Linked DNA regions of Homo sapiens: all the other regions are linked to region 1. A link is a loop called in an ENCODE intact Hi-C map of the cell type or tissue named here. Cell type or tissue: heart right ventricle. All regions are shown on one strand. Links, peaks and the distances in the headings refer to the core of each region. The heading gives the core; the rest is flanking DNA.

Evidence for each region. A loop is a pair of places that touch in the nucleus more often than their neighbours do. Peaks named below come from ENCODE experiments on the same cell type or tissue, not always from the same donor. Only the 100,000 strongest peaks of a DNase experiment are listed, where the experiment ranks them.
Region 2: a loop joins it to region 1, with 2.4 times the contacts of the local background. A loop is called at or near these places in 15 of 110 quality-filtered maps.
Region 3: it touches region 1 in a loop (2.1-fold over the local background); 15 of 110 quality-filtered maps call a loop at or near these places.

What each region holds. Positions count from the first base shown.
Region 1 is chr16:3,454,465-3,460,956 of GRCh38, reverse strand. All of the region lies in intron 2 of NAA60 (N-alpha-acetyltransferase 60, NatF catalytic subunit), which reads right to left. Among named protein-coding and RNA genes, the nearest start is that of NAA60, 14 kb to the right of the region's middle. RefSeq lists enhancers at 457-626, 563-732, 3,071-3,240 and a silencer at 2,561-3,310. In heart right ventricle, for the core only: a CTCF peak has its summit at 2,884 (motif pointing right); DNase peaks (open chromatin) are centred at 2,458, 2,966, 3,286, 4,876 and 1 weaker place; H3K4me3 peaks cover 3,866 bases; H3K27ac peaks cover 5,000 bases.
Region 2 is chr16:3,162,898-3,169,389 of GRCh38, reverse strand. TRK-CTT8-1 (tRNA-Lys (anticodon CTT) 8-1) reads right to left here and starts at 4,452; the gene lies at 4,380-4,452. RefSeq lists an enhancer at 3,403-3,462. In heart right ventricle, for the core only: CTCF peaks have their summits at 3,043 and 3,255 (motif pointing right); a DNase peak (open chromatin) is centred at 3,279; H3K4me3 peaks cover 452 bases; H3K27ac peaks cover 278 bases; H3K27me3 peaks cover 843 bases.
Region 3 is chr16:3,146,097-3,152,588 of GRCh38, reverse strand. TRR-CCG1-3 (tRNA-Arg (anticodon CCG) 1-3) reads right to left here and starts at 1,915; the gene lies at 1,843-1,915. It also overlaps the pseudogene CASP16P. RefSeq lists a silencer at 1,843-2,192 and an enhancer at 2,793-2,842. In heart right ventricle, for the core only: a CTCF peak has its summit at 2,759; DNase peaks (open chromatin) are centred at 1,968 and 2,608; H3K4me3 peaks cover 2,655 bases; H3K27ac peaks cover 1,958 bases.

The DNA of each region.
Region 1 (6,492 bases), core at 982-5,981:
GTCACTAAACATATATACATACATACATATCAAAATAATGATATGTAGGGAAGGAGTCCTGATCCTGGATCATTCTTTGCACTTCAAGGCACTCACAACTATTTGCTGAATCAAATTCGGCATTTGAACTTAGCCAGAAAGAGACAAAGGACTTTCAGCATCTTTTTGCAGATCAGCATTTTACTTGAAAGCACTTCACATGGACATAAGCAGAACCAGCTTCGATGCAGGGTCCACACCCCAGCCTTGCTTTCTGCAAACCAGGAAAAGAGGTGTAAAAGCCATGAGGGCGGGCTGGATGCAATGGCTCACGCCTGTAATCCCAGAACTTTGGGAGGCTGAGGCGGCGGATCACTTGAGGTCAGGAGTTCAAGACCAGCCTGGCCAACATGGCAAAACCCCGTCTCCACCAAAAATACAAAAAAATTAGCTAGGCATGGTGGCACATGACTGTAATCCCAGCTACTCAGGAGGCTGAAGCAGGAGAATCACTTGAGTTTGGGAGGTGGAGGTTGCGGTGAGCCGAGATTACGCCACTGCATTCTAGCCTGGGCGACAGAGTGAGAACCTATCTCCAAAAAACAACAACGACAACAAAAAAACAAAAACAAACAAACAGTCATGAGGGCTTCGTGGATTCCTTCCAAAAAGAGATGGATAGGGGAGATAATGGAGATGACGCAGATGTGGAGGAGCTGCCATTTAAGAAAACAGTGTCTGATAAACAGCCAGCTTTCTATTCAAGTGAGAGATGTCACCAAGCAAATGGGACCTCTGGGCTATTTCAGCAGAGCAAGGCCATGCACTGCCCTAACTCAGAGGGCTGAAGCCTCTTCTCTGCATCTATCTGTTCCCTATGGCTGCAATGTGACCATTCTGGATTCTGTATCCACCTCGTCTAACCACCGCTAACAGGTACACCCCGTCTCCAGTTACGAGCACCCAGTTAGCAAGAACAGGGCACAATCCCTCCTGGTCTCCTTTTAGGTGTAAGTATCTTTTATCATTCAAATCTCCTCACATCCAGGAACTTTCTTCCATTCTAATCTGAAGCATGCTGTTGCTAAGCAACCCAGATAAGTCACATCTAAAGATACTCTCCATACTGTCCCGGCCTGGTCAAAACAAACACGGCAACAAAGTCACTTCAAGTTACAACCAGGAGAGGCTAAAGATAGGACGGACACAGACCTTTTAAAAAGCTGTCTGTGTGTTTTATTCTGGCATGCTGATACCAGACCATGCCTTGACTTTGCTACTTTCAGTGTAAACCATTGTCACAGAAACCCACAGTGTCTGCAACTTCAGTAAGATGAAACTCCAGCAAACCACAGCCCAATCATGCACGCCCCATTCTCCAAGGGCAGATCTGCACATTAATGTAGAAAATCCCACAAGAAGGGAGATGAAGACTAGCCTTCACTGCTGTGATGAACCTGTCTGTTTGGAAAGATAACTGGGACTTATACAGCAGTCTCCCTCGAGTTTCTTCTGGTCTTTAATCTCACCTTCTCTAACTGAACTTAAAGCAGTTCACTGATATGTGTGTATTTATTTGTTTTTGCCCCAGATGCTTTTTAATTCAAAGATGTTGAAGACTCCCCCTCTCCCTGCCTGTGAACACTGACCCATATATCATAGAATTTCTACATCACAGTGCTACATGGACTGCCGCATTTCTAGAGTCGACCTTTGGAGTCACATGACTTTCATGGTTCACTCAGTTAAGCATTAACTAAGGGTTTTATGCCTTCAGTGCCCTGGTAAAAGGCAAACATCTGTACACGGCAATGTTCTCTCCAGTTCTGGCACTCTGATTACCACTCCAGATACCAAAGCGAACTACTCTGTTGGGCTGTTAACCTTTTCTTTCAAGATAAATGAGTGACACAAAAGTGTACGCCTCAAGGACTTGGCAGAGTGAAAACAAACCCACGAAACGGCCAATGTCCACGTTTACTGCAGAGTACCCCTTGCCTGATGTCCAGACCCTGGGTCCTGTCTCCGTTTGGGCACACAGATTTGTGGGTGGTCGTCCAGAGAAGGCCCACCACTTACCCCCAAATTTTCCCAGCAGGACAAACCACAAAAGCTACAGATTCCCTTTACTCCCTGGGAAGTACCCAATCTGGAGAAGAAAGTCGGAGCTGGGGGTGTGGGTTCTGTAGGGCCGGTCTGTAAAGGGCCAGGAACGTAAGGAATTTGTCTTAACAACGAAAGCTGGGAGAATAAGACTAGGAGGAGACCTAGACGGAGCCCCTGGCTTTCAGGAGTTCAGAGGAGGGCAAACAAGTCGCAGATGACTCCAATCGGCGCAACAAGTACCAAAACAGGCCCTGACCAGGCCAGGCGAGAGCGGGGCGAAGGCGGAAATCGCTGACCCGACGGAAATGGCCTGGCCCTTCACCTCGCGCGACACCCCACAGGGTACCCATGAGGACCACCCTCTAGTTGCAAATTGTCCCGACCACTCATCGCGGGGTCGGACACTGACGCAACCCCCAGGCAGAAGGCCCGACTCCCACCCAGCATGAGAGCCGCGACCTCCTCAACCCTCGTCCCTGGCCAGCGCCCACTCCCCGCCGCCGTCCCCGAAACCGGCTCCCGGGAGGACCGTGCGCCGGGGGCGCGGGCGCGGCCGGGCCTGCCTCACCAGCGCGCTCGTACCCGGTGGGCGCTGGCCCCCCTGACCCCGGCGCGGCCTCCCCGCCTACCCCGCCCCCTCGGCGCCCCGCCGCAGGTCCGAGCCCCGGCGGCCGCCCCCCGCCACCTCACCTCGTGGGGGAGCCGGCGGCCGCTGGGGGTGTTGTAGGGCTCAGCGCATCCTGGAGGCGAAGGGAGCCGGGAAGTGGGACCGCGCGGAGCCCGCAACGAGTTATGTAACCGGCAGGGGCCGCAGCCGGGACGGAGGCGGCAGCCCGCGGCACTTCCGCCTCCCGCTCCCTGCCGGCAGCGCAGCCCGGAAGCCCATTGGCCGCCGCCCCCACGTGGCCCCGCCCCCTGAGGCCGGCGCTGCCGCCATGTTGGGAGCGGGCAGGTTGGGAGCGGGCAGGCTCCGTGCGAAGCCAGGCCCAGGATCCCGTATGCGGGGCACTGGTGAGGGCCGGCTCCTTCCCTGTCCCTCGCTCCGGGAGGTCGCCGAGACATGGCCGGCCAGACCTCTGGGCTCCCCGGCCTAGCGTGTGCGGACGCCGGTGGCGCGGTTTCCGGGCCGAGGTCCCGCGGCTCTACCGAGTGGCCCCCCCGCACAGGCCCTGGCAGGCGCATCCTAAGCTCGCGAGGGCCTGCAGCGCCGGGGCTGGCCAACAACTGAAAGCAGGTGCACAAGGCTGGCTCCTGGCCGACCACCCGGAGCCAGCTGGCAGCACCACCCCGCGACGACACTGGATTCTCAGCCGTCCGATTCTGGCGAAAGGCAGTTTAGGGCTGTCCCTGAGTAAAACAGGCAACTTAAGCTGCCCTCCGGTTGTAGGGGTTCTATAATGCAAGATCTAACGCGAAGTTTTTGTTGTTGAGACAGGGTCTCTGTCTCCCAGCCTGGGGCGCAATCTCGGCTCACTGCAGCCTCCAACTCCTGGCCTCCGCCTCAGTCTCCCAAGTAGCCGAGACTACAGGTGTGAACCACCATGCCTGGCTAATTAAAAAACAGGTTTTTTGGGTTTTTTGTTTTTTTGTAGGGATGGGAATGTCATTATGTTGCCCAGGCTGGTCTTGAACCCCTGGCCTCAAGTGATCTGCCCGCCTGGGCCTCTTAAAATACTGGGATTACTGACGTGAGCCACCACGACCAACCTGGGCTGTATATTTCAACTCCGAGCTTTCCAGAATCCAATTTGAAGAGAACTGGTTATAAGATTCGAGTCTTGGCTGGGTGTGGTGGCTCACGCCTATAATTCTAGCACTTCCGGAGGCCGAGGTGGGTGGATCACCTGAGGTCAGGAGTTCCAGACCAGCCTGGCCAACATGATGAAACCCTGTCTCTACTAAAAATACAAAAAAATTAGCCAGGCGTGGTGGCATGTGCCCATAATCCCACCTACCTGGGAGGCTGAGGCAGGAGAATCGTTTGAACCCTGGAGGTGGAGGCTGCAGTGAGCCGAGATTGCGCCACTGCACTCCAGCCTGCGCGACAAAAGCAAAACTCCATCTAAAAAAAAAAAGATTTGAGTCTGCGTGTCAAACTGTCCCCTAGTATCCATTGTCCTACTCTGCCATCTTCTCCTTTTAAAAAATAACTGCTTTATCATCATCTAGTAGTAACAGAATCCCACCCCCTTCAGCAGGCAGATCACTGTCAAGCTAGGCTTTTATTTCTCAGCCTCTCCTGCAGCAGGATCAGGCTATGTGCCAAAAGTTTCACCAGTGAACAAGAGAGAGCACAATGTTGGCAACTTCTGTGTCATGTGCTTAAAAGAATATTGCTAAATTGTTAACAACTGGTGAAGCGCATTATTCTTTCAAAAATTGAGGAGGTTTGAAATTTTCAAAATAAAAGATGGGGTTAAAAAAAAAAAGGAAATTGCTCGCTCTGTACTTCCTCTCCCCTTTCCCACTGGCTAGAAGATGGATGCCGTGGGGAGCCCAATCAATCATAAAAACAGGCAAAACTCAGGTGCCTGCTACTCAGTGCAGTCTGCGGTCCAGGAGCAGCGGCATCACCTGGGAGCTTGCTAAAAATGCAGAACCTCAGGACTCAGTTGGACTGAGTCAGAATGGGCACTTAATTCAGAATCTGCATTCAACAAGACCCCCATGTGAGTAACAAGCACAGTACAGTTTGAAAAAACACTCCCTAAGTAACAACAGAGTAACAACATTCTATTGTTTCCACGGGGTGTGTGTTTGTTTTGAGACCGTGCCCGGCTGTTTCCAGGGTTCTAAATACAGCACCGTTAAGATGAACTGGCAAACAGAACAGCATGTACATCCCTTCAAACTTTACTCTTTTTTTGGGCAGGGCGCGGTGGCTCATGCCTGTAATCCCAGCACTTTGGGAGGTCAAGTCGGGTGAACCATGAGGTCAAGATATCGAGACCATCCTGGCCAACATGGTGAAACCCCGTCGCTACTAAAAATACAAAAATTAGCTGGGCATAGTGGTGCGTGCCTGTAATCCCAGCTACTAAAAGGCTGAGGTGGGAGAATCGCTTGAACTCAGGACGTGGAGGTTGCAGTGAGCCGAGATCGCGCCACTGTACTCCAGTCTGGGACAGAGCAAGACTCCTTCTCAAAACAAAACAAAACAAAAAAACCCAAAACTTGGGCCGGGTGCAGTGGCTCACGCCTGTAATCCCAGCACTTTGGGAGGCCAAGGCAGGCGGATCACGAGGTCAGGAGATCAAGAGCATCCTGGCTAACACGGTGAAACCCCGTCTCTACTAAAAATACAGAAAAATTAGCCGGGCGTGGTGGCAGGTGCCTGTAGTCCCAGCTACTTGGGAGGCTGAGGCAGGAGAATGGCGTGAACCCAGGAGGTGGAGCTTGCAGTGAGCTGAGATCGCGCCACTGCACTCCAGCCTGGGTGACAGACAGAGCGAGACTCCGTCTCAAAAAAAAAAAAAAAAAAAAAACTAAAAACTCTTTTTTGGCTATGCCCGGTGGCTCATGCCTGTAATCCCAGCACTTTGGGAGGCTGACGCGGGTGGATCACTTGAGGTCAAGAGGTTCGAGACCAGCAGACCAGCCTGGCCAACATGGTGAAACCCCATCTCTACTAAAAATACAACAACAAAAAAAAATTTGCTGAGCATGGTGGTACATGCCTGTAATCCCAGCTATTCGGGAGTCTGAGACATGAGAATGGCTTGAACCCGGGAGGCCGAGGTTGCAGCGAGCCGAGATCGCACCATTGCACTCCAGCCTGGGCAACAAAGTGACAGTCTCAAAAAAGAAAAAAATACTCCTTTAAAACACAAATGAGAAAATAACTATTTCTCCACGGCTTATGTGTGAGGCATTGTGTTAAACATGTTATGCAAGATCTCATTTATCTTCACAACGGTTCATTCGGTTAGGCACCATGTGTCACTACAGGAGATATTCAAGGTTATTTGTACACTAAAAAAACTTCCACCCTTTCTCTTTGTGTTTGTGGCACAGACTCTACCCCTTGTTCCAGTGTGTTCCCTAACTGGTTTAACCCATTAAGGTCATCCCATTCTCCCTTGGCTCTGTGATGAGTTCAGAGGACCCCTGCCTAAGCAAGTCAAGCAGAGGGACATCTGCCGGTCACAGGGATGGTTCAGGAATGGGTTGATCACCATCGACTTCAGGGCTGATTGGTCCTCCACCTCTTTGCTTTCATGGTTCCTTTCTCTCTCTCTTTTTTTGCTGTGTTTGAGTGTTTCTTCCACTTGATCTAACAGGCTACTCAGTTTGTGCTGACCATTCTCTCCTTCAGTTTATCTATTAAACTTCTGATTTTTTTTTAAGCTTTTTGGTTCCATAAAGTTTTGCTATAATTGAATCTCTCGCAGAAATTCTGTTTCACCA
Region 2 (6,492 bases), core at 695-5,694, 290 kb after region 1:
GTACTTTTTTTTTTCTTTTTGACCACTTACTGTGAATCTATAATTGTTTTAAAATAAAAAGTAAATAGGCTGGCCCAATGATGCACATCTGTAATTCCAGCATTTTGGGAGGCCGAGGAGGGAGGATCACTTGATCCCAGGAGCTCAAGACCATCCTGGGCAACATAGAAAGACCCGGTAGCTAAATTTAAATAAATCAATCAGGCCGGCTACGGTGGCTCATGCGTGTAACCCCAGGACTTTGGGAGGCTGAGGCGGGTGGATCACTAGAGGTCAGGACTTAAAGACCAGCCTGGCCAGCATGGTGAAACCCTGTCTCTACTAAAAATACAAAAAATAGTCTGGCGTGGTGGCACACGCCTGTAATCCCAGCTACTCGGCAGGCTGAGGCAAGAGAATCGCTTGAATCCGGGAGGTGGAGGTTGCAATGAGTTGAGTTCACGTCACTGCATTCCAGCCTAGGTGACAGAATAAGACTTCATCTAAATAAATAAATAAAATTAGCTGGGTGTGGTGGCACAAGTCTGTTGTTTCAGCTACTTGGAAATCTGAGGTAGGAGAATTCCTGAGTCCAGGAGGCTGAGACTGCAGTTAGCTACGATCACACCACTGCACTCCAGCCTGGGCAACAAAGCAAGACCCTGTCTTGGAAAAATAAAATAAAATGAATAGACTTTCAAAAATTACAGGCTGTCATAAGGGTGTTGTCATATATAGATGAGTTCCTGACATGGGAACAATGAGTCTAGGAGTGACATTTAAGCTGAGACAGGAGAGAAAATACGGGGCCAGTCAAGAAAGAGGAGGAAGAACAGCATTCCAGTCCAGGAACTGGTAACTGATGGGAGTTGAAGCAAAGAAGGAAAATAATTGGCTGGACGCAATGTCTCACAAGACGATCCCTTGAGCTCAGGAGTTTGAGACCAGCCTAAGCAACATAGTGAGGCCCCATCTCTACAGAAAACACACAAAAAAATTAGCTGGTGCATGAGGTGGGAGTATTGCTTGAGCTGAGAAGGTTGAGGCTGCAGTGAGCTGTGTTCTCACCACCATGCTGCAGCCTGGGTAACAAAGTAAGATTCTGGCTGGTCACGGTGGCCCATGCCTGTAATCCCAGCATTTTGGGAGGCCGAGGCTCACCTGAGGTCAGGAGTTCGAGAGAAGCCTGGCCAACATAGTGAAACCCCAACTCCACTAAAAATACAAAAATTAGCCTGGTGTGGTGGGCACCTGTAATCCTAGCTACTCCAGCTACTCGAGAGGCTGAGGCAGAGAGAATTGCTTGAACCCGGCAGGTGGAGGTTGCAGTGAGTGGAGATTGCACCACTGCACTCCAGCCTGGGTGACAGAGCAAGATTCTGCCTCTAAAACAAACAAACGATTAATGCAGGTGTGAATTGCATCAAGCGCCCTTCCAAACATTAAGATCACCACATAGCTTCTTTTTTATTCTGTTAATATGATGAATTATTTTGATAATTTTCTTGAATTTAGGCCAACCTTGTACTCTTGGAATATACCTAGTTCAGCCTTTATTTGATAGCTCCAGTCTTTCTTTTTTTTTTTTATTTCTATTTATTTTTATTTTTTTGAGACGGAGTCTTGCTCTGTCACCCAGGCTGGAGTGCAGTGGTGTGATCTCAGCTCACTGCAAGCTCCGCCTCCTGGGTTCACGCCATTCTCCTGCCTCAGCCTCCCCAGCAGCTGGGACTACAGGCGCACGCCGCCACGCCCGGCTAATTTTTTGTATTTTTAGTAGAGACGGGGTTTCCCCGTGTTAGCCAGGATGGTCTTGATCTCCTGACCTCGTGATCCGCCCGCCTCGGCCTCCCAAAGTGCTGGGATTACAGGCGTGAGCTACCACGCCCGGCCTGATAGCTCCAATCTTTCTAAAAAGACTCAATGACAATCACAGGATAGCCCTATCCCCTCCCTGAAAAATGTCCAGGATTGATAGCTTCGGACAGAAGAGTGGGCACCAGTCCGCAATCCACCCCTGGCTCTGCAACCCTCACAGGCCAAGGATACAAGTGACCCCAACCCCATTCCCCATGTATCGCTGTGACACAAGGTCATGGTTATAAGGCCCCAAGAGCCAACATCCTCGAGGTGGGATTCGAACTCTGACCAGAGGCTGAGGCGATGGTGCTGCATTATTGGGACCTGCGCTGGTGAGGTGCCTGTAGCCTTTTGTCCCAGCCTCTGATCTGCCTTCCTCAGGGCCCCCAGACTGCCTCAGCACCCCCACTGGGAAATGTGTCCAAAGCCACTCTAAAGCCCAGAGATCAAGGTTTGACTCCCATTCCAAAGACACACCTTGGCTGGTTACAACCATAATGCAAACCTACACCCAGAGTCCAAGGAAGGTGCCAGGCTGAAGAAAAACACTGACAAATCATCTTTCTTAGGAAAGAAACATTTATTAGGGACTTATGAACAGAATCCACTTCTGGGTCTCTCGTGGCAGGGAGACAAGATAGTGGGTCTCCATGCCTTTACCGCCCAGACCCAGGGTCTACATACCACAGGGAAAGGGTGTATGTGCTTCACAAGGAATGTTTAAGGCACTTGCTTAAGGGCAAGATTTATGGTAAATGCAATAGCAGCAAGGTTGTTTTGACCTAAGGGCAGAATTTATGGTTAGTCTTACACAAGAAACAATAGATGAACTGGAATACTTAGAGGCTGTCCCAGAAGTGGGATTAATGAGAAATCTTTATGGTGGATTAACATCCTACACAGGGTTGCCTTCGCCTCCAAAAAACCTGTTAGGCATGTTTTGGAGGGACTGGGTGGCTGCACTCCTGGTCTCCTAATAACAAGGGCCACCATCCAAACACTGAGAGAGATAAGTAATGGCTGGGTCATACTGGTTTCTGGGGCCCTGGTGTCTCTCCCAAGAGCCTGAGTTAGCCGGGGGATTGTGGAGCAGGTGGGAGGTGGTCTCTCCATGTTGACCAGTGGGCGGCAAGCCACCCAGGTGCCGAGGCAAGAGACCGAGGGCACGAGCTGTTCCAGTATAATAAAATATATAAAATAACAAGAGTTATACTAGATATAGATCATAGATATGACTATATATAAGTATGATTAATCATTAGTTTGTAGTAATTACTCTTTATTCCAATATTATAATAATCCTCGCTCTACAATCATAACCTATGAAAAACCAGGCCATACAGAGATAGGAGCTGGAGGAACATGGTGAGAAGTGACCAGAAGACAAGCGTGAGCCTTCTGTTATGCCCAGACAGGGCCACCAGAGGGCTCCTTGGTCTAGCGGTAACGCCAGCGTCTGGGAAGACGGAAGTTACCAAGCAGACCGTGGTCTAGTGATAGCGTCAGTGCCAAGGAAAAGCACCCGCTATTTAGCAGACCGGGAAAGGGAGTCTCCCTTTCCCCGGGGGAGTTTAGAGAGAAGACTCTACTCCACCATCTCCTGTGGAGGGCCTGACATTAGTCAGGTCTGGAGGCCTAACCGTCTCCCTGTGATGCTGTGCTTCAGCAGTCACGCTCCTGGTCCACTTTCATGTTCCATCCTGTACACCTGGCTCTGCCTTCTAGATAGCAGTAGCAGAATTAGTGAAAGTATTAAAAGCCTCTAAAATGCAGAAATAATGGCGTAAGCTGTCTTTCCTCTCTCTCTCTCCTCCTCGGGTGCCATACAGGGAAGGGCCCCGTCCAGTGGACATGTGACCCACGTGACCTCACCTATCACTGGAGATGGCTCACACTCCTTACCCTGCCCCCTTGCCTTGTATCCAATAAATAACAGGGCAGCCTGGCATTCGGGGCCACTACCGGTCTCCGCGTCTTGGTGGTGGTGGTCCCCCCGGGGCCCAACTGTCTTTTCTTTTATCTCTTTGTCTTGTGTCTTTATTTCTATGGTCTCTCATCTACATACATGGGGAGAAAACCCCACAGACCCTGTAGGGCTGGCCCCTACATTGACCCACAGTCTCAGCTGAACTGGGTGGGAGGGCCCTTCTCCCTTGGCTGAACTTGGAAGCAGCACATCCACCTCCAGCCCTGGGACTGAGTCTCCTGGGGGAGGGAAGGAAACTTTGGGTCTTGTGCTAACGTAAAGGGATCCAGGTTCTCTACCCCAGCCTAGGGTGAGCAGACAGAACTTCCTGGGGTGCAAATCTCCTATTCCTTTTCCCTAAGAGACTCTGGTTCTCGGACACCGGCTGTGAGAGATAACACAGCAGTCCAGTGGTCAGATTGATGAATTTGGGAGGAGGCCTTGAAACCTCTGATGGGGACACAGATTGAGTTGGGACTCAGTGAAACTTTACCTTCCAGTTAGGGGCCAAGCTTCGGAAACTGGGTCACCTGCGATGATGCTGAATTCTGTGTACCAAGAATGGTAAAAGCTCCGCCCAACATGGAGCTCGAGCCCACGACCCTGAGATTAAGAGTCTCATGCTTTGCCGACTGAGCTAGCCAGGCTGATGTAATAATACTTGCTTCCCACCCTAATACTCAGAATCCTCAAAACAGGCGCTGCAAAAACAAAAACAAAAACAAAAAAACAAAGGCTGTGGTGACTCTAGTCCCGAGGAGGTGGTGCAGGGATGGCTACCCGCGGAGCCGGCCTCTGGCATTCAGACAGCTGGGTGCACAGTCCCTGCCGGGGTCTCCGGACATCTGGGAGCCCCTATCCTCCCCTTCTCAGCGAGTTGTGTAACCTCAAACCCGAGCCTCCAGTCAGGTGGAATTTGTAGTCAGGGACCATTAGCCATGGGTGGTCCTGAGTGGGAGGCGGGGAGGAAAGGAACAACCTCTCTCTGGGGCCCAAGTGCGGATCCGAAGGGGCCTGGGTCCACGCTTCGCTGCCAATATAAATCCCAATTCCTACTTAATATTGAGCCCAGCCTCTGCATATCTCCAAACCGTTTCAAATGACCCAAAGAACCTGCCTCTTCCCACTCCCCTGCAGATCTGCATGCACGGTGGAGGCAAGCGGCTCATGACAGAGGTTTCTCCATGTTGGTCAGGCTGGTCTCGAACTGCCGACCTCAGAACTGCCGACCTCCGGTGATCCGCCCGCCTCCGCCTCCCAAAGTGCTGGGATTACCGGCGATCCCGGCTGCTGGTCTGCGCTGCTTCTGCATTAATGATCAGTGCGGGGTCAGGGGGCCAGCGGAGGCCGGGAAGGAGGGACTGAAGCGAAAGAGTAGAGCAGCGGGGTAGGGTCTGTCCTGAGTGTGTGCCTCACGAAATGGACCCTCTTGTCTTGGGACCCAGTTCTTCCTCGCCTCCCCTTCCCTTCCTTAGATCGGAACAGGAACTGCAGGGCGGCCTCTGTCAAGCACATCTGTGAGAAGAGACCACCAAACAGGCTTTGTGTAAGCAGTAAAACTTTTTTAATCACCTGGGTGCAGGCGGACTGAGTCCGAAAAAGGAGTCAGCGAAGGGAGATGGGGAAGGGGTTGCTTTGTAGGAGTTGGGTAGGTAATGGAAAATTACAGTAAAAGGTGGTTATCTATTGTTAGCAGAGGAGGGGGTCACAAGGTATGTGGTAGGGAGGTCATAAGATTTATTGTCCAAAAGAAGAATGTCACAAAGTCGATTGATCAGCCAAGGTAGGGCAGGGACAAGTCACAGTGGTAGAATGTTGTAATGTTGGTTAATCACTTAAGGCAGGAACCGGCTGTTATACTTCTTTGTGGTTTTTTTGGCTTCTTCAGACTTCTTGGCTCCTGCAGGCCATCTGCACGTATATGTGCAGGTCACAGGGGTTATAATGGTTGAGCTTTAGGCTCAGAGGCCTGACACCTCGACCTGTGACCCAGGGCCCAGCAGCAGCCTCGCGGCCTGGCCGTCATCGGCCATCGGCCCAACTTCCTCTTTGTCCACAAGGGGAGCAGTCTCAGGAGTCCCTCCTGCTCCCAGCCAGGGAGTGTCATCGCAGACCTGGTCATTCTCAAAGCCTGGAAAATCCCAGCTTGAAAATGTCAATCAGGCCGGGCGCGCAGGCGCGGGGGCTCACGCCTGTAATCCCAGCACTTTGGGAGGCTGAGGCGGGTGGATCACCTGAGGTGAGGAGCTGGAGACCAGCCTGGCCAACATGATGAAACTCCGTCTCTACTAAAAATACAAAAAATTAGCCAGGCGTGGTGGCACCCGCCTGTAATCCCAGCTACTCGGGAGGCTGAGGCAGGAGAATCACTTGAACCCCAGAGGCGGAGGTTGTAGTGAGCCGAGATGGCACCACTGCACTCCAGCCTGGGCAACTCCGTCTCAAAAAAAAAACAAAACAACAACAACAACAACAACAAAACAATGTCAATCAACGGACAACGGACACTGATACCGGGGTTGGACTATCTGACGGGATGACAAAGGTGGTGAACCAGCCACCATAAACATGCTTCAGCTAAAACTCCTGCTTCATGCAAATGAAAAAATATGAAGTCTCAGGAAAGGAGTAGAAAATATAAAGAATAACTAAACGGAAAGTTTACACCCTAGAAATACAAAACCAAA
Region 3 (6,492 bases), core at 485-5,484, 310 kb after region 1:
AACCCAAGTCTAGGGGTAATTAGTAGCGAATGATGCACTTGCGATGGGTAGAGTGTATGGGAAGGGGCACGCGATGCCAGCTCAGCAACTGGCTCCTCATCCCGAGCCCGCCGCTTCTGGAAGTGTCGGTCTTCGTCCTCCTCCCCCGCATTGTCCGTTAGACCAAGGGTGCCGCCCAGTGGTCGGAAGCCTCTTAATAATGACCCTCCAAAATCCGCCCTCTACATCCCCAGCTGGCTAGGTGTTAATCTCAGGATCGCCACGTTGGGTGTTTACTTTCCTGCCCCAACACGTGTGTTATTTTCCTTTTTTAAAAAATCTGTATTTTAATGACGTTCTTTTCCTTTAATACCTAGTAAACGCTTCAGTCCAGGAGTTCGAGACCATCATGGGCAAAATAGTGAGCGCCCCGTCTCTACCAAAAACAAATACCTTCGTAAACCACTGAAACATCAAAAAAAATTAAAGGAGAAAGTGACACCCTGCACGACGCCAGGTCACCAGCGTCCGCCGACCGGAGGCCATGCCTGCAGCTGCGACTCTCCGCAGCCTTCACCCCGTGGAAGGATACCCCACCCCGTGGAAGGATACCCCAAGAGGCGCTGCTCGGCACCCGGACTAAACTCGGGTTCCGCTGGTAGACATTTTTTTTCCCCTCGGCGAAATATTAACTCAATCCTGGAGATACTCTTTGAATTTTATTTTATTTTATTTTATTTTATTTTATTTTATTTTATTTTATTTTATTTTATTTATTTTCTATTTTGAGACGGAGTCTCGCTCTGTCGCCCAGGCTGGAGTGCAGTGGCGCGATCTTGGCTCACTGCAGCCTCCGGCCTCCCGGGTTCAAGCGATTCTCCTGCCTCAGCCTCCTGAGTAGCTGGGAGTACAGGCGCGCGCCACCACGTCCCGCTAATTTTTGTATTTTTAGTAGAAACGGGGTTTTACCATGTGAGTCAGGCTGGTCTGGAACTCCCGACCTCATGATTCGCCCGCCTCGACCTCCCAAAGTGCTGGGATTAGAGGCGTGAGCCACCGCGCCCGGCTCATCACCACTATAATCGTTTTCTTTTTTACTTTGTTACCCCATGATCAGTTGATACAAAGTTTTTCATCACAATAATCAATTAAACTACACATGTCGCCGGGCGCGGTGGCTCACGCCTGTAAGCCCAGCACTTTGGGAGACCGAGGCTGGACGATCACCTGAGGTCGGGAGTTCGAGACCAGCCTGGCCAACATGGAGAACCCACCCCCGCCCACCCCCCCACCCTACTAAAAATACAAAAATTAGCCGGGCCTGGTGGCGCATGCCTGTAATCCCAGCTACTCGGAAGGCTGAGGCAGGAGAATCGTTTGAACCCGGGAGGCGGAGGTTGCAGTGAGCGGAGATCAAGACATTGCACTCCAGCCTAGGCAACAAGAGCGAAACTCCGTCTCAAAAAAAAAACAAAAACAAAAACAAAAAACTACAGGTGTCCTTTGATCCCTTGGGGCAACTCCTCACAGCAAGCAATCCCAGCCCCGCGTCTGTCACGGTTTCCATCACCTGAACGTTAATTTGTGAAGTCAATCCCCTACCAGATCCCAGGACCTGCGTTCTCTGGCTTCAAGCTCCGCAGTCCGCCAGGGCCCTGCCGGCGTTCTCTAAGTCGCCCTCGCTGCTATTCTGGCCCTGGGTCCTTAGCTTCGCGACTGGAGGCGCAGGGCGAGGTCCCAGTGTTCCTACGGGGGTGAGGGGAGAGCGACCGGCGCACTCAGTTCGAGTGTCGTAGTCGCCCAGGGTGCAGTCCCAGGTGAAGAAATTTTAAGTGGAGCTGGAAGAAAACGTTAACATGGCAACGACCACGAAGGGACTCGAACCCTCAATCTTCTGATCCGGAATCAGACGCCTTATCCATTAGGCCACGCGGCCCTGCGGCTGTATGGCTCCCAGCTATTCTCATAAAGCTTTCTATAGCCTATGCTGTCGCTTTAACGCGCATGCTTAGAGTGAGGGGAGGCCGGTCCTTCCGAGGCTCCCGGTGGGCGGGACTCCGAGCTGGGCCACCGCGCCGGGCCGCTGAGGCTGCTGGGTGGAAACCGCCGCCGCGGGCCCGGGACTGTGAGTTCGAGCCCTGGCGAGCCCGCCCTACCCCACCCTCCCCGCAGCAGGCCCCTCCGAGACGCCGTTTGGGAGCGCTTTCCCCCATGTGCCTCCCGCCGCTTTGGGTCAGGGGCTGCAAGCTGCTTGCCCAGCCCCTGTGCTTGCTCCATCACGGTGAACCTGCAAAGGTGTGTTTCAGAGGCTTTTGGCCCCAGACTTTATTCTGGCCGCCTGGAAAGCGGAGGCCGTGTCTCCTGAGTTTCTATGGCCCAGCGCGGGGTGGAGGTGGGGCGCGCATACACAGGGACATGTCTGGGAGAGGGATATGCGTCCTCTTCCTGGGACCCCTCTCCCCCTGGACGCTCCCATAACCGAACTGCCAACCCAGCCCAGCCCAGTCCAGCCCATGTTGGGTTCCTAAGTCCCGGAAGCTGGGCACAGGCCCCAACTCGGTTCCCATGGACACTATTGCGTCCATATGCAGTGCCAGGCGCTTTACACACATTATCTCACTTATTTCACACGTCCTTGAGAACAGGCACTGTTCACGGCAGATATTTATTGCACGGCCACCCCCACGCTGCCACGCCTCGCTCTCAGATGAGGAAACCGGGGGGATGGGGGGTGGATGGAGGCAAGAATGGCGCTGGGATCTGGCCACCGTCTCAGCAGCGCCCCCGTGGCCGCCGCACCCTCAGGCCTGGAGGCAGAGCCGGCGCCGGAGCGAGCTGCGGATCTCCAGGCAGGCCTTGCGGAGTTCATCGCAGTCGGGGCCCAGCACCTCCTGCTCGCACACCCGCCTGTTGACCTGAGGACCACACCCAGCCTGCGCCCGGGGTTACAGCCCTCCGGGGCTCAGCCTGCCCCAGGGGAGAGCCCCTGGCTTGGTACATTGCAAGGCCTAAAATTTCAAGGACTGCCTGGACATCTTTGAGGCTCGCAGAGCTCCAGAGGCCTAACGGTGAATTCCTCTGCTCTGGCCAGACATGTCCCCACCCAGCAGGACAGGCTCCCACCCCCTAGGTCCCCTCTCAGCAGACCAGCTGCACCCCACCTGGTCGTCACCCTAATGGACTTCAGCCCCCTGACAGGCCTTGGAAATATTCAAACCAACCAACCACATCTGCCCGTGGGAACCAGGGGGCATCTCACTCTCTTGTCACTACAAAGCCAGCTTCCCACTGGCCCTGCAGGTTCACCCTGCTCTGAGCACAAGCCCAGGTGGCCCCGCATGACATGCAGTGTCCTCCTCCCCACCCGACTGCAGTACGTGTGACTAAGAACTGCAGTGGATGGCATCTGTGCAGCGTCGGCCATCCTGCGTTTGGTTATCTTGTAGTATTGAGGGCAGAGGATCCCTCCTTCGCCAATGGAGTTCATAGGAGGTGATCAGAATACCAGGGCTGGGGAGAAGGGCAAACCCAGCTCCTTGCCACTTGTCACCCTGGAACCCCCCAACACACCTCAGTCAGCAGCTCCAGAAGGTCTCTCCCGGGGTTGGCTCTGAGGACCTCCACCAGTGTCTGGATAAAGTCTGAGCCCTTGTCATCGCGATAGGCCACATAGCCTAGGTCAGGGGATCAGGGCCAGAGCATCAGACCAAGGCCCCAACCCTCTGCCTTCCAATCCCAGGGGTCCTATTGTTGGTGGAAAGTGGGGTACAAGGAGGCAGGACCCAGGAATCAGGCAAGAGAACAGGGCAGGGAGCAGGGACTTCTTGCATCTGGAACAAGTTGTTGCTAGGTATTTGCAGAGGTGAGCCTATGGAGAGATTCACTACTGAACAAACATTTACTGTGCACCTACTATGTGCCAGACACTGAGCAGGGCCTTGGGGCAGGCAGGTCTACCCTGGCCTCGTGGAACTCACAGCCTAGAGGAAACCTGCACACACAGTGGTTGGCACAGCTGCGCCTCACAGCACTCACCATCACTGCTGTTACTACACATCCTAACCCATGTAGGGAACATGGCTGGACCACAGCTGGGCTGGCATCTCTGTGCCCCAACCCTAAGCCCTAGCTGCCCCTAAGGCTACTCCAGATCTTAGGCCAGGAAGCTGGGCCCTGTGTAACCACAGGCTCCCGATGACCCATCTCCTTACCCTCTGCGGCTGAGTAGACCGTCAGGATGTCTGCTTGGTCAGAGCTCCCTGGAGGGGTGCCCCTGCAGGAGCTGCCTGCAAGAGGAATCAATTCCAGTGATCAACATCGTGGAACTCCATCAGCCCCGGGAGCTCCCCATCTGTGGCTTAAGGGCAGCCCAGGGAGGTGGAAAGAGTGCAGGGCAGGAATGACAGACGGAAGTTCAAAGCTCGGCCCAGCCACTTAACAGCTGTGACCTCAGAAAAGCTATTTGACCTTACCGACTCCAGGGTTCTTGCCAGGCTCCAACAGGGGAAGAAGCTCCCACTTCCCAAAGGCCCTTGCGGTTTAGGAAGATTTTTTTTCTTCCCATTGTCTTGGCAAACAGAGGATGCAGGTGGCAGCCATACCCCAGCTTAGAGCCCTGGAGATGCTCTCTGGACGGTCCCCACAACCAGCCCTGCCCAAGCCCAGGCCCTGGAAGGAAGGCAGAACCCACCTTGGGCCTCAGCGTAGATCTGCAGGACATCTGCATGGGAGGGGACAGATGGAGGTGCCCGCAGCCAGCTCCAGTACCAGGGGAGAGCTGTGGGCCCCACACCAGCATCCCTGTTTCCTGAAGAGGGTGGGGAGAGGCAGATAGTCTCACTCCGGGGATACCTGGGGGTGCTCAGGGGTCTAGTGTGAATGTGGGGTCAAGGTGAGAACCCAACTCCAGAGCTCCAGGGCAGGCTTGCCAGACTGGAGACATTCAGAGCGCTGAATGACAGGTGTTGAGAGTTAAGGGTTCAAGGTCGTGGACTTGACCTCTAGGAGAGGACAGGAGAGGGGGCAGGGAAGGGCAGGTACCCGGGCTCCCTGGAGAAGGTAGACAGTGAGTCCCGGGGGCTGAAGCTTGGCCGAGGAAAGTGAGGGCAGTAGGAGGCCGGGCCGCTCACCCCCACGGCAGGCCTGCAACAGGAAGATCTTGGGGCGGCCCTGCAGCACCTGGCAGCGGCTCAGCTCCTGCATGAGTGCCTCGGGCTGCACCTCTTGCCCGTCAGCCCCCAGCAGCTGACCCCGTGGTCCCCCATGGGCCATCAGGGCCACAAGGGCACAGCTCACAGGGCCCCTGCAGGTGTCCAGTTGCTCCCGGAACTGGGCCAGCTCCTCCTGGAAAGCCTGGGGTGGGAACAATGTTGAGGCCTGGGCCAAAGCCACCGCCTCCCCAGCCACTGGCTGCCCTCTGTGAGGCTGACAAGGTTTCCCAGACCCTGCCCCACCTGGCCTCCCACCGCCTGCCACTCACAGGTCCAGGGAGGAAGCCCTCTTTTTTTTTTTTTTTTTTTTTGGGAAGGAGTCTTGCTCTGTCACCCAGGCTGGAGTGCAGTGGCGCGATCTCGGCTCACTGCTATCTCTGCCTCCTGGGTTCAAGCGATTCTCCTGCCTCAGCCTCCTGAGTAGCTGGGAATACAGGTACATGCCACCACACCCGGCTAATTTTTTGTATTTTTAGTAGAGATGAGGTTTCGCTGTGTTAGCCAGAATGGTCTCGATCTCCTGACGTCGTGATCCGCTTGTCTCGGCCTCCCAAAGTGCTGGGATTACAGGCGTGAGCCACTGTGCCCGGCCTGTTTTTGTTTTTTGAGACAGAGTCTTGCTCTGTCGCCCAGGCTGGAGTGCAGTGGCACAATCTCAGCTCACTGCAACCTCGGCCTCCTGGGTTCAAGCCATTCTCCTGCCTCAGCCTCCCAAGTAGCTGGGATTACAGGCACGCACCACCATGCCCTACTAATTTTGTCTATATAGTAGAGACGAGGTTTCACCATGGTAGTCAGGCTGGTCTCAAACTCCTAATCTCAAGTGATCCACCCGTCTCAGCCTCCTAAAGCGTTGGGATTACAGGCGTGAGCCACTGCACCCGGCCAGAAGCCCTTTTCTAACTCCCTCCTGCAAGGCCTTGGCATGGCCTCTTTAGAGGTGACATAGAGACCCAGCTTCCTGGAGCCAGTTCTCCTCCTGCCCTCGTGGGGAAGCCGCACCAAGAAGTTGAGAGGTGTGAGGAGAGTGGAGTGGGCTGCTGGGAGCCAAGAGGGAAACCAAGACTTGGAGCTAAAGCTTTGAGCTGGGGAGGGGGCGGGGGGGCCAGAGAACCAGCCAGTGAGGAAGGCCTCGGGGACCCTGGAGACCAGGCTTCCAGAGGCAGGGAAGTGACGGGCCAGATGCAGGCAACAGGGAGCACAGAGGTTAGACTTGTGGTGCACTTCCTGCCAGTGATGGAGAGAGGCCCCAGGTTTCTAGGGAGGGGTGGTCTTCCTTCAGAGCACCAGTGGAAGTTCTCGG